Linked DNA regions of Homo sapiens: all the other regions are linked to region 1. Evidence: chromatin contacts called from ENCODE Hi-C or POLR2A ChIA-PET data. All regions are on one chromosome and are shown on one strand. Each heading gives the region's core, a stretch centred on a gene start or an enhancer-like site at or near the end of the contact. The rest is flanking DNA. Distances are from core to core; before and after follow the strand shown.

Evidence for each region. A loop is a pair of places that touch in the nucleus more often than their neighbours do. ChIA-PET counts read pairs that join two places held with the same protein, here RNA polymerase II (POLR2A). Pooled maps may share reads with other maps.
Region 2: a loop to region 1 is called in a pooled map, with 3 times the contacts of the local background. The contact joins the promoter of LINC00426 here to the enhancer-like site in region 1. A Hi-C loop is called at or near these places in 4 of 50 pooled maps. POLR2A ChIA-PET finds 5 or more read pairs at or near these places in 2 of 52 experiments (CD4-positive, alpha-beta T cell and activated naive CD4-positive, alpha-beta T cell).
Region 3: a loop to region 1 is called in a map of naive thymus-derived CD4-positive, alpha-beta T cell, with 3 times the contacts of the local background. The contact joins two enhancer-like sites. A Hi-C loop is called at or near these places in 2 of 168 maps with a recorded cell type or tissue (naive thymus-derived CD4-positive, alpha-beta T cell and pancreas), 1 of 37 single-sample maps with no recorded cell type and 7 of 50 pooled maps. POLR2A ChIA-PET finds 5 or more read pairs at or near these places in 3 of 52 experiments (activated B cell, activated CD8-positive, alpha-beta T cell and activated T-cell).
Region 4: a loop to region 1 is called in a pooled map, with 2.5 times the contacts of the local background. The contact joins the promoter of UBE2L5 here to the enhancer-like site in region 1. A Hi-C loop is called at or near these places in 1 of 50 pooled maps. POLR2A ChIA-PET finds 5 or more read pairs at or near these places in 3 of 52 experiments (A673, AG04450 and H1).

The regions. Positions count from the first base shown.
Region 1 is chr13:30,113,601-30,116,777 of GRCh38, reverse strand. No RefSeq gene overlaps it. Among named protein-coding and RNA genes, the nearest start is that of LINC00365, 6.3 kb to the right of the region's middle. RefSeq lists a silencer at 1,635-1,984. Within about 2 kb of position 1,642, at least 26 of the 41 ENCODE cell types and tissues checked have a DNase peak (open chromatin) inside an H3K27ac peak, as active enhancers do; they include A673, where a contact is called at or near this core.
Region 2 is chr13:30,372,447-30,375,675 of GRCh38, reverse strand. LINC00426 (long intergenic non-protein coding RNA 426) reads left to right here and starts at 1,762. Exons shown (of 5, transcript NR_024464.2): 1 at 1,762-1,893.
Region 3 is chr13:30,571,350-30,574,494 of GRCh38, reverse strand. It overlaps a transcript of HMGB1 not described here. Among named protein-coding and RNA genes, the nearest start is that of USPL1, 45 kb to the left of the region's middle. Within about 2 kb of position 1,319, at least 9 of the 41 ENCODE cell types and tissues checked have a DNase peak (open chromatin) inside an H3K27ac peak, as active enhancers do.
Region 4 is chr13:30,421,011-30,424,200 of GRCh38, reverse strand. It overlaps UBE2L5 (ubiquitin conjugating enzyme E2 L5), which reads right to left and starts at 1,708. Exons shown (of 4, transcript NM_001355247.2): 1 at 1,524-1,708. It overlaps LINC01058 (long intergenic non-protein coding RNA 1058), which reads left to right and starts at 1,957. Exons shown (of 2, transcript NR_125771.1): 1 at 1,957-1,984. RefSeq lists silencers at 1,746-2,035, 2,476-2,655.

The DNA of each region.
Region 1 (3,177 bases), core at 393-2,892:
TTGTAGATTTAAGATCACTCCCTATCTGCACTTGTGAGCCATCTCTGCTCCCTGGATCCATGTCAACCTGTTTCTGTTCCTCCTAACTGCCCCCTATCCCCCAGCTGCCACTGGGAAGCATAATGGCAGGGCCGTGGGCTGGCTCCCTCCAGAAGCTGTTGCTCTGACAACTGAGTGATGGGAAGAAAGCCTGGGCCATCCAAGCTGGTGGCTTCAGGAAGGGTGGAGGACAGTCTCCACGCTGCTGCTGCCGAGTGCTGATGAAGAGACTTCCTCTGAGGCCGGCTCGGCCCTGAGCCTCCCAGGAGACCCACCATCTGTCTTAGCTTCTCTGCCTCTCCCGGTTTTACAAGAGGTGGGAAACCCAGGCCCAGAGGGACACAACCCAACCTTGCTGATTTGGTCTACAAAGGATCTGTCAATTTACTTTGCAAAGTAAGTCATTGGTATTTACTTTCTCCTCCTCCTCCTTCTTTTGCCGTCCATTCAGAAATGTCTGAATGATCACTGCTGCGTCAGCCTCTGTGAAATTCAACTCTGTACACAATCAACAGAACAGATGTCCACACAGAGTAAGTTACAAGAGGGAGTCCATATCACAAAGCTAACTGCCTGACTTAGATGGCTGAAATTCCCAGGCATTTCCACATTTATACATTGTATTCGGGGAATAAAACAAAAGGCTGCTGCTAAGGTCTGAATGTTTGTGTCCTCTCAAAATTCACGTTAAAACTGAACTCCCAAGGTGATGGCATTAGCAGGCAGGGCCTTTGGGAAGTGATTAGGTCACCCTGATGAACGGGATTAGTGCCCTTATAGAAGAGATCCCAGGGAACGCTCTTCCTCCTTCTCCCAGGTAAGGACACAGCTAGGAGGCACCATCTATGAACCGGAGAGCAGGCTTTCCCCAGACACTGAATCAGCTGGCACCTTGATCTGGGACTTCCCAGCCCCAAGAACTGTGAGAAATCAGTTTCTATTGTTTATAAGCTACCAGTCTAGGGTATTTTGCTATAGCAGCCTGACTATAGCAGCTGGATTAGGATTGCCATTTAGAGTTATAAGCTTTTTCAGATGTTCATATAAAGACATTTTACTTATCATTTGTTTTCATTAAATTAAGTAAATAAAAATTTTTAAAGTTACTCAAACTGTGTTCTATGGTGCTTTAATTTAACTTTCTTATTCATTACCCTACTTATTCATTCCTTATTCCAGATAAAAGCCTTTGTGAAGGTCAGTGTTATGTATTTAATATATTTAAGAAAACGTTGCATTTATAACTCATTCATTCCTTGCCAAAGTATCCGTGGTTCCAGGAGAAAGAGCCAACGCGGCTATATTTGCCCCGCAGACAAGTAAGTGTTTCGTTGCCATTGGGTTCACGACATGCAGGTGCATAACATTCTCTGCCTGCACTTTCCGGGCCTTACTTACCATTCTTCCTTTCTATCGCATCTCCTTTCTTTCATTCCTTAAGCCTGTGGGAATCCTGCCACCAAGCCCTCTGATGGGAAAATGCGTCCACTGTTTTCTTTAGCTGAAAACTACCCCTAAACTACTGAAGGGGAAAGCCCAGCGCTGGGGAACCGGTGTCCGCCAGGGGGAGCCGTGGTTTCTGTCTGGGGACGCAGCGCTCCGGGCCAGCACCTGGCTGCGACGGCTGCGCGGGGACGCAGTGCGCGCGCCTCACGCGCCGCGAGCTGACTCAGGCTTGCAGGTTGCAGCGGCGCTCGCCTGCCTGGGCGCTGCGGCTCGCGGGGTGCCGGCCTGCAGCCAGGGGCACGGGGCCTGGCGCAGAGCCAGGCGACGAGCGACGGGGGCTTGAACCAGCTTGGGCCCCGCGACCTGCCCCGGCCGGGGGTGGACGGCGCGGCGCCGGGCAGCGAGCACCTGGGCGGGGACGCGCTCGGTGAACGGGGTCACAGAGTCACTAATGGCTCCCGCCACCCCCGCCGCCGCCGCCGCCTCCCGCAGCCGCCCGCGCGGCGGAGGAAATGGACCTGCCAGAGGATTGATCTCCCTGGGAAATGGCTGCGTCGGCGCTGCGGTTCCAAGGAGTCTGGCAGCCTCGCTGCAGTGTCCTTCCAGAGCCATCCCCTGCAGCCCTCGTGCCTCTCTGCCCTTTTTTTCCTCTTACAAAAACAAAATGTTTCTAAATTTCCAGCCAGGGGGCCCTATCCTCAATAGATCTGTCATTCACTGGGGCCCTTGAAATCATGGGTCATTGCAAGCAATTTTCTAAACTTCGTTTTTAGCTGGGGAAACTCCCCAGGGTCTGTGGTCAAGGGAGAGCAGGGGTATTTAAAAGCTGACCCTTGTAACCCACTGCTCTCCCTTCTCCTTTGAAGATAAAGGGAGGGCGGGGTTCTGAACACTGACTCGAGGAAGTTTGGGAATTCTCGTGCCCACGTTCCTGCTAAGGAGTGGCTAGTGGAGCGTGAGAGCAGTTACTGTGAGCCAGACCCGTGCTAAGCCCCACATTGAAGGCATTTCGTGCTCCAAGGAATCCGATCACTCTCATTTTACAGAGGACAAAATCAGGGCTCAGCGAGGCCTGGTCATTTGCCAAAGCTTACACACCTAGGCTCTGCCAGAGGCACCCTTGTCACTTAACTCCCCGACTGAGTCCCCTTAACCTCCACCCAGAGAGGAGAGGTTCCCGGAGTGGTTTAAGAGATAACAACTCCCCTATTGACGGGGGCGAGGAGTAGGCAAAGTGGGATCCCCAAGCCATTGCCAGAGACTTCCGGGTTCAAGAGTGGTTCAAGAGTCCTTGTGTACAAAAAGAGCAGATAAAGAGTTTGCTTCAGGCACTCTCAGCATCAAAGTCACCTAACATTTGCCCAGCTTAGGGGGTGGGGGGAGTTTGGGGGGTATATCAGTTTGCTAGGCATAGTATAATATCATAGACTGGGTGGCTTAGACAACAGACATAGATGTTCTCACTGTTCTGGAGGCTGGACGTCCGAGATAAAGATGTAGTCCGGGCGTGTTTCTCCAGGGCCTCCTTGGCTGCCTTTTGCTGTGTGCTCACATGGGTTTTCCTCTGTGCATGCACTTGTCTATGTCCAGATTTCCTCTTTGTATGAGGACACCAGTCAGATGGGATTAGGGCCTACTCTAAGACCTCATCTTAACTTAATTAACTCTGTAAAGCTCTTATCTCCAAATACA
Region 2 (3,229 bases), core at 513-3,012, 260 kb before region 1:
ATGCCTTCCTGAAGGAAGAGCACTACGCCTGCCAAACCATCAAGCGTTGATGCTCCAGCGCCTTCTACCCGTGGTTCTCCAGCCTCAGCAGAAGAGAGAGAAATTGATGACCCTGTCGTTGTAGCATCCCCATCACCCAGCAATTAATTTTAGTTCAATGCTTCAAACGCTCTTCAGGCGCAGTGTGCGTTCAGCTGTGTCAGCTAATGGTGAGTACCCGGACAACCATTCTGTTTCACATTCAGTACAGTATTCAATAAATCACATGAGATACTCAACACTGTATTATAACATAGATAGGCCTGTGTTACATTATGTTGCCCACTGTAAGCTAATGTAAGTGTTCTGAGCACGTTTAAGGGAGGCGAGGCTGAGCTCTGATATTCGATAGGTTAGGTGTATTCAAAGCATTTTAGACTTTCAATATTTTCAATTTACAATGGCTTTTATAGGGATGTCACTCCACCGTAGGTCGAGGAGAATATGTAGTCAAGTTGCCTGGTCATGAGCACATTTTAGGTCAAGGTGTGTTTTACGCAGCTTCTAGGGTTTGCTCCTTCCTTTTGAGTTTGAGCCTGGGGGTGTGGGTTGAGGATAAAGAGTAGGTGTGGGCCAGGAGTGGTGGCTCACATCTGTAATCCCAGCACTTTGGGAGGCCGAGGTGGGAGGATCTCCTGAGCCCAGGGGTTCGAGATCAGTCTGGGGAAGGGACGAGACCTTGTCTCTACAAAATTAAAATAAAAATAAATAAATTAGCCAGGCCTGGTGGTGCATGCCTGTAGTCCCAGCTACTCAGGAGACTGAAGCAGGAGGATCACTTGAGCCCAGGACTTTGAGGCTGCAGTGAGCTATGATCACGCCACTGCACTCCAGCATGAGCAATAGAGTGAGACCCTGTCTGTATTGAGAGAGAGAGAGAGAGAGAGAGAGAGAGAGAGAGAGAGAGAGAGAGACACACACAGAGAGACAGACAGAGAGAGAACAAAGAGCAGGTGTGATCGGAGCTCAGGAAATCCTCCCTCTGGTAAGTAGTCTCAGCCTTCTATTGAGGCTGCCACCACAGTGCCATCCACAGCTTTTGCAGACCATGACATACGCAAACTGTTGTAAAATTTTGGCAGTGCTCATAGTCTCAGAGCCAAGCTTTGAAACAGAGAGGCAGCAGGAGACAGTGGGAGGAGGGTGGGATTAGAGACAGAAGGTCTCCGGGTTTGAATCTTTTCTCTCTATTGGCTGGTTGTGTGACTCTTGTCTCAGCTTCTTGGGCTGTACAAAGAGAAAACTAACACCTGCCTTAGAGACTTGTGATGATTTAATGTAGAGTGTGTGACATGTTATTGGATATTAGCAATTGCTGATATTTATAATGAAGAGCACTGGAAGCTGTCACAGTTCTCATAGTTTATTTTGCATTTGCTCCTCAGCATCCTCTGCTCATCTCAGTGTCTGTGTGGTCTTAGTGGGATGCTGACTATATTAATACTTGTAAACTTTACTCATTTTCCATCTCAAATGGGACAAGGGATAAAAATTATTTTTTATATTGTATATTTATTTAGTAAGTGAGCACTTTCCATTTTAGGCACTGGAGACACAGAAATGAAAGAGACAACGTGCCCTCAAGGATCTCACAGTGTGTGGTGAGGTGGACACACACACACATATCTAAGCACATGACAGTGAGAGGCACGTGGTCACGAGGTTGTGACGTGGAGCTGAGAGCTCAGAGGAAGGGCTTTGGATCAAGTGTGGTCAGACCACACTCGGCCATGAAAGTCTTTGAAGGTGGGGAAGGGGTGAAGATGGTGAGGGGATTCCACGGCTGGGAGAGGTACACTCCCTACACGTTCTAACCAACTGGCCGTGGGGAGGAAGCTGGAGGTCAGGACACAGGTAGGGCCTGGGTTTTTGCCTCATGTGACTGGGTGGATGGTCACAATTCGGCCATGCTGTCTTTGAACTCAACACCACCAAAATCATAGGATATTCCTAGTAATGTTGATTTCCACTAGATTACTTTTGTTACCAGAGTTTTAAGGGCAGAAGTCTTTGTCCCTTTTTTTCTCTAACAGGAAGCCATTCTGGGCCATTTATTTGCCGTTAACTTACACAGCCCACTGGAGAGTGGAGGGGTGTGAATGTGGGAGCCTGGGTGAGGGCTGCACCGGACTGTCACCAGGACAGTCCTCAATGCTGCCTGACTTAGCCACATTGCCAAAAACATACACCCATAGGTTATGAAATATTCAATACTGTATTGTATGGGAGAAATACAAAGAGGAGAAAGAACTGGGTTGAAAAGGTGGTCTGGTCAGGTATCTCAACCCACTGGCTTATAGACCAGGAACCACTCTAGACAATGCATGTAAGGAACAGAAATGGGAAACAAAAACATTTAAATTGTATTTTTCTCTGATTGCAATAAACTTGGAGGAAAGCTATTTTCTTACTTTGAGCTTTTCTTCCAATTATGATGAATGCAGAGATTAATTACAAAGGACCCGGATAAACTAAAACTCATCTACAGCATTTTTTTTTTTTTTGAGATGGAATCTCGCTCTGTTGCCCCGGCTGGAGTGCAGTGGCGCGATCTCGGCTCACTGCAAGCTCCGCCTCCCGGGTTCACGCCATTCTCCTGCCTCAGCCTCCTGAGTAGCTGGGACAACAGGCACCTGCCACCACGCCCAGCTAATCTTTTTTGTATTTTTAGTAGAGACGGGGTTTCACCTTGTTAGCCAGGATGGTCTCCATCTCCTGACCTCGTGATCTGCCTGCCTTGACCTCCCAAAGTGCTGGGATTACAGGCGTGAGCCACCGCGCCCGGCCTCTACAGCATATTTTAAAAGGCAAAAAGGTATTTTAAAATTCATGTTGGAAGACGTGGGCTCTAGCTGGGGCTGAGACAGATGATTCAACTATATTTTTTATTTTACTGCGCACTGAGGGTTGAAGCTGAAGAGCATGCATGCTTACCATTGTGTGTGCACATGTGTGTATGTGTGTCTTACACCAAAGACTGAAATCTCAAAAAAGCCCCAGGGAGCAGGTGTAACTATTATGCTACAAATGAACAGGTGTATTGTGGATCGCTGTTATATAGTTCTTTTCTTCAAACATACCTTCCTGATATAACGTTTTCTTCCTGAAAGCAAACAGTTTCTACTATTGGATTCTTGAGTGTATCATTAAGCTTCTCCAAACACAAATAACATCTACTATGCTTTAAAAG
Region 3 (3,145 bases), core at 70-2,569, 460 kb before region 1:
TTTTACCGTCGATTATGTTGCCATAGTGCTATTATCACAAGAGAATTCATTTAGCAACCATTTATTGAACATCATCTATGGTAGACAGTGTGTTAGCACTAGGAATACAGAACTTAATAAGATGAGCCTTCCAGCAGTGGGATTGGGCAACAGTGGATGCAAGAGGCAAAAGAACTTCAAACAGTTGTGATAAAGAGGAAAGATAGTAATGCTATCAGAGAAATATCTACAAACAAAATAGTGTTATGCTATTAGAAAAATACAGAGTGCTGTGGGAGCCCAGAAGAGAAATTAATTCCAGTTGGACGTAGGAGTGTTTGTCAGGATTTCATATGGGAAGTGGCTTTTGAGTTAAACTTTGAATATCTCACTGGCATCTTGGGCATCTCAAATCCACTGGGTCTATACTTGTGTTCATCATTTATTCATCATTTTCCCCTTCCACCCATTCATCCCCAGCTTGCATGTCTGATAGTCTTGAACATGATTATTGATATTGCCGTTCACTGCTGGGTCCTTCCTTTTAGAAAATGCTAGATTAGGCCGGGTGCGGTGGCTCACGCCTGTAATCCCAGCACTTTGGGAGGCTGAGTTGGGTAGATCACTTGAGACCAGGAGTTCCAGATCAGCCACGGCAACCTGGTGAAACCTCGTCTCTGCAAAAAATACCAAAAAAATTAGCTGGACGTGTTGGCGCATGCCTGTAGTCCCTGCTACTTGGGAGGCCGAGGTGGGAGGATCACCTAAGCCCATAAAGTTGAGGCTGCAGTGAGCCATGATCGTGCCATTGCACTCCCACCTGGGTGGCACAGTGAGACCCTTTCTCCAAAAAAAAAAAAAAAAAGAAAATGCTAGATTCATTTGACTCCTTTTCTTTCCTCTCCAGTATTTATTTGGTCACTTTAGTTATGTGAAGTTTTGAATAATTTCCAATTTTTTACAAATTATATGGTTTGTATGTAATGAAAAGCTTATCAAAAATGTTTCAGTTTATCAGTCTACTAATCAAATATTTTTAAACTTTTAAAATTATACACAGAAATGTGGTCCTATTTTGAAACAATTCTCTCATTTTTTTCACATTAAAAAGTTCAATTCTGATTTCTAAAAATCAGAAAATCATAAAGAATTTATTATGGAGAAGCTATCCTGGTGTACAATTATGACAGTATTTTTATTTTAAATGATACTGTCCTTCTAAGAATGTGTTTCTGTCAATTTGTCCTTATCTCTACAGAACCCTGAAATTGTAGCACTACTGTAGTGTTTCTAGAGAGTAATACGTTTCTGCTGCCATTTGGAGGAGCCTGCATCACAGAGTAATGAGTTGAGTCTGACTTACAAAGATGCCTCCTTTGCAATTCAGACCCCCCAGAAGAATTTGCAGTCAAATTCCTATAATTAATGAGTTGTGTCTTCTAGATTCCTTTAAGTACTACATCTAATGGAAGTTACAATTATAACTTAATTATTTTAAATAGTAGAGATTCTGATGGTGTGCTTACACCACTGAAACAAAAGATATTCTGAAAACTGAAAGTGAAACTGTCAGCCCTTGGCATCTGTAGTTAACAAACTACTCAAGAGTTTTGTTGCTAGATATCTAGATAATTGTGAGAATAAGCCAAGAGTGTGGGAGGCTTGCTTTGCTCTTCAGATGAAATGGCTTAAGTTTTGCCAAAATCCCTGAAGGGTAATCACGGTCTCTTTTAATCCCAAGTTTCAGATAATACCCACAAATAACTTATTCTTTAGAGTGGTCTTTGGAATTAGAGAAAGCAGAAATGTATTAAAATGTATTTCATTCACTTTGTTCCTGATCCTTACACCAGGGTCAACGGAGTCACTAAGAATTAGCAAAGTTCATTGGTAAGAGATTTACCCTTCTGATATCTTGCTCTGGTGAAATACTAGAAAAATGTCTTAAGAAGTAAAAGGCAGATGTGAGAGTTAAAGGAAATTTCAGTTAATTAGCAGAGTTGCATTAAAATAATCTTACCATGGATCATGAAGTCTTGAATTCTAAATTTGCCTTTGCTGGTATAATCCTAATTAGATATTTTACTTAATTTTTGAAATTTCATAATAAATAACCCAGCTTCTATCAACAAAATGAAGACTTTGCATTTAGAATTGCCTTCAAAATGCAATCAATTCCAATGTCATTACAAAATGTAACTGAACGGTCTCTGAGAGCTAAGTTGAACACTTTATCTCTGAGATGTCGTTGCATTCTATTGCAGTTATTTTCTGACATGTGTGGGGGAAGAAAGGTATTTCCTACTTTGAGCATTTATCAACACACTTACCCTGATACCCATGAACAGTCCCACCTCTGCCTGGCATTGTTTTATACTTGCTGTTGTCACATTCATTCTTCAAGTTTTAACTCAAAGTCAGTTCTTTGAAGTCATGCTTACTCTCCCATCATGAACTTGCAAAATTAGGCCTGAAGCTATTTTATTTGCTCCCAAGTAATATCTGCTATTCAGGTATATATCAACACAGAAATTGCCTCAGGTGTAGTCTCACAATGTAGACAACTGAGTTTATCATACACCAAATTTACTAAAAGCAAATATAAACATACTAATCCATTAAATTATTTTAATATATATACGAAACTCATTATAAGTGTAGGAACGTAAATATTATTATTATACTATAAAAATATAAAGTAATACTTCTAAAATACATATACTCTTCATTTGTTAATCTTCCTTAATCCTGAACTATTTTCATTTTCTGCTTAGGTAATCTTAGTTTTCTGTAGATTCAGATGGATTTAAATGTTTTTTGTAAACCTGCTTGTGGCTTCAAAACCACTAGGCACTATGCCAGCTATTAAAAGTAGATTTTTATTCTACAGCTTAATTGTCCATAATAAAACTTGGCCATTTAGGCTGGGTACGGTGGCTCACGCCTGTAATCCCAGCACTTTGGGAGGCTAAGGCGGGCAGATCACAAGGTCAGGAGTTCAAGACCAGCCTGGCCAGCATGGTGAAACCCCGTCTCTACTAAAAATAAAAAAAATTAGCCGGGCATGGTGGCACATGCCTGTAGTCCCAGCTACTTGGGAGGCTGAGGCAAGAGAATCACCTGAACCCGGGAGGCGGAGGTTGCAGTGAGCCAAGATTGCGCCACT
Region 4 (3,190 bases), core at 459-2,958, 310 kb before region 1:
GTGGGGGAAGACAGCTGGAGAGGTACAGACTGTCACCCTCACACCTAACACTGCTGTTGGCTCCAGCCAACAGTCCCACCCAGGGTGGCCCGGGCTTCTCATGTTTCAGAGAAGCCCAAAGTCCAGCTTTCCATGTGAAACTTAACAATTTCAAAATATCCATAACTAATTCAAAAGTTTAAACTACACCCCGCAGGCCAAACAGGTCTGGAAGACAAGTTCAGGCCCATGGAGCTCCAGCATGCACCCTCTGGTTGGGAACATACAAATCCCAGGGCGTTAAGCTACATAAAGTAACTGGGACATGGTTTAGTGAAAACGGTTTCCATCAGAACCTGTCTGTGCATCTGCTGGCATGAAGGTATATCCCTACCACTATTTCTGGTTTAATTTAGGAAAACATGCATTGCATCGTCTTTCAATTTTATGCAAGTGTATCAGATGTGGCCTGAAGGCCAAATTTTTGTGAACTGGAATTGCATCTTTCTATTACCCTACCTTCCCACCGTAAGGATGCCTCATTCTGGTTTTTGAGTGATCTTTAATGAGCACTGGCCAATTTTAAATATATGATTCCCCGGCCTTTCAGTTTATTTTATTTTTTTGAGACAAGGTCTGGCTGTAGTGCAGTGGTGCTATCTTGGCTCACTACAACCTTCACTTCCCAGGCTCATGCCATCCTCCTGTCTCAGCCTCCCTAATAGCTGGAACTACAGGTGTGCACCACCACACCCAGCTAATACTGTATTTTTTTAGAGATGGAGTTTCACTATGTTGCCCAGGCTGCTCTTGAACTCCTGGACTCAAATGATCCTCCTGCCTCAGCCTCCCAAAGTGCTGGGATTACAGGCGTTGAGCCACCACACCCGGCCCTAGTTTATTTTAAAGGAAAATAGAGTAAACTCTCCGGGGGAAGAACCTCCAGTTTAATAACACTCCATATTGTATCTGCTTTATTGTAATTGTATTTGGAGATTTTCCAGATGGAACTTCTCTGTATAGAAGCCTTAAACCTGCTGTGTTTCAGAGCAGAAGTTATCCATGTCTGTCTGTCTCTGACACACATGCACAAAAACTAGATATGTGATTTACTATACATGACATGATAAACAACATTCTAAAGCAGTAAGTTTAGAACAACAAACTGAGTTTTGTCATTGCTATTATTTAATGATTTTATCATGTTACTTTATGTAGAATGGCTATGGAATAATTAATTAGGTTTTGTTGTGGTTTTTAATATCTCCACAGTCTAAATAATAAACCATTTTCCCGATATTGGCACCGCTTTAGAAGAGATTTTCTTATCTATTTTTTGACAGAGTTAAAAAGGTGCCTCTCCCTCTGTGTCCTAATTTTTGCAACGTGTGTGCATTTATTACGTGTCACCAAGCGAGGCAATGCTAACCTAGCAAAGCAGAAATCATCACCAGAGCAAATTAATGCAATGTCACCCGCTGACCGATGTTAAACGCAGCAGAGACTCACAAGCATCCTTGTGAATGGATTAAAAAGGCACTTACAGGGATGACCCGCAAAGATCCTAGTTTCAAGACACAACAAAAAGCCTCCAGGAAGTGAAGCCAGCAGGTTCTAATCTCATTTATTTTCACGGCTATGTTTTTTTAATTGTAGTTTTCCACTGTAAAACCAAAGAGCATCAAAGGAGAACAGCTTTCCCTCTCCCGGAAGCCTCACGGAGCGGAGTTCCCTGAGCTGCGCGGCCGCCGGTCACGGGGAAGTGCCCCGCGCGCGGAGCTCCCCAAGCGCCCAGCCCTGCCTGCGCCGCAGCCGCCACCACCGCTGCCACCACCGCCGCCGCGGCCAGGGAGCTGCGCTGGGCGGGGCTGGGCTGGGCTGGGCTGGGCTGGGCTGGGCTGGGAGGGGCGGGGCGGGGCGGGGCGGGGCGGGCGTCCGTAGTTATTTATTTATTTAGCGGCTGCAGAAAAGCTCTGCGGCGCTCGCGAAACCCGAAGACTTGCAGGTAGCCAGGCGCTCCCACTCGTCCAACAGCTCCCGGGCTGGCTTGGGAGAAACTAAGGAACTTGCTTCGCCCCCCCGCCGCTCCCTGGGGCCGCTCGCCACCCGCGGAACTTGCCATCCCCGCTCTTCCCCACTTTCTACCCCCACCTCCGCCCGCCCCACCTTCCCCTTTCCCCGCTTTCCCCTCTCCCACCTCCTCCTTCTCTCCCCTCCCACATCCCCGGTCTCCCACTTCCCCCTCCTTCCCGACCCACCTCTCCCTCCTCCCCGCCCCACCTCTCCCTCCTCCCCGCCCCACCTCTCCCTCCTCCCCTTCCTCCTCCTCCCCCCCGCTCCTCTCCTTACCACCTCCTCCGCCCTCCCCCACCTCCTCCCCGGTCCCTTCTCCACCCCCTCTTTCCCCACTCCGCTCCCCGGGCGGCGGGCGGCTCCCTGGCTCCGGCGTGTACAGATTTGGGCAGAATGTGGTTCCAAGGCTCTCGGTCAAGAATTCGGAGGAGGAAAGTTTGCTGGCGGCGCCGCGGCTCACACCACTCCCCGCCCTGGGGGCGGTCCTCGAGGCCGGGCCCCGCCGCCCGTGCTTCCCTTCCCGGAGCCTTCGCTCTTCCCCGGGAAGGCCCGGCCTTACATAAGGGCCCGTGCGCCCGCCCCAGCCCTGTGGGCAGCGCGCTCTTGCTCTGCTCAGTTTAACGAAGATTCTGCTCCTGAAACTTAGTACAGATAAAAAGGGCAGCGGTCCGTTTCATTTTAGACAGGAAAATGAGGGCGCAAAAGGGGACTGAGGGAGAGAGGCCAGAGAACAAGACAGCAGGTTCGTGCTGGTGGCAGGTGGATGGGTAGAAGGTTCCTTGAGAGCGGAATTTCCTATTTGGATGCCTGTGCAGAGGGAAGTGGCTGTAAAGATCAAGTAGCTTTGATAACGCCAAGGTAGCCTGGACAACAGAAGCCCAGGGAAGGAAAGGGGGCGGGACTTATGCTGCCAGAAAGGATGATCACTATCCGGATCTTCAGTAGGACCCGCGCCTCAGCGAGGGCGCGTGTAGAGGAGATGTGGGTATGGGCCATGTGCAGGGAGCATAATGCCTGCGTCTCCAGCGCAGGCCTGGCATACAACAGGCACACCATAAACAGCTAACACGTGGGCACTGTGCTAAAACTTTGCCAACTTGGTTGCATTTAATCCTTAGAACAATTGAGCCCTCCTTAC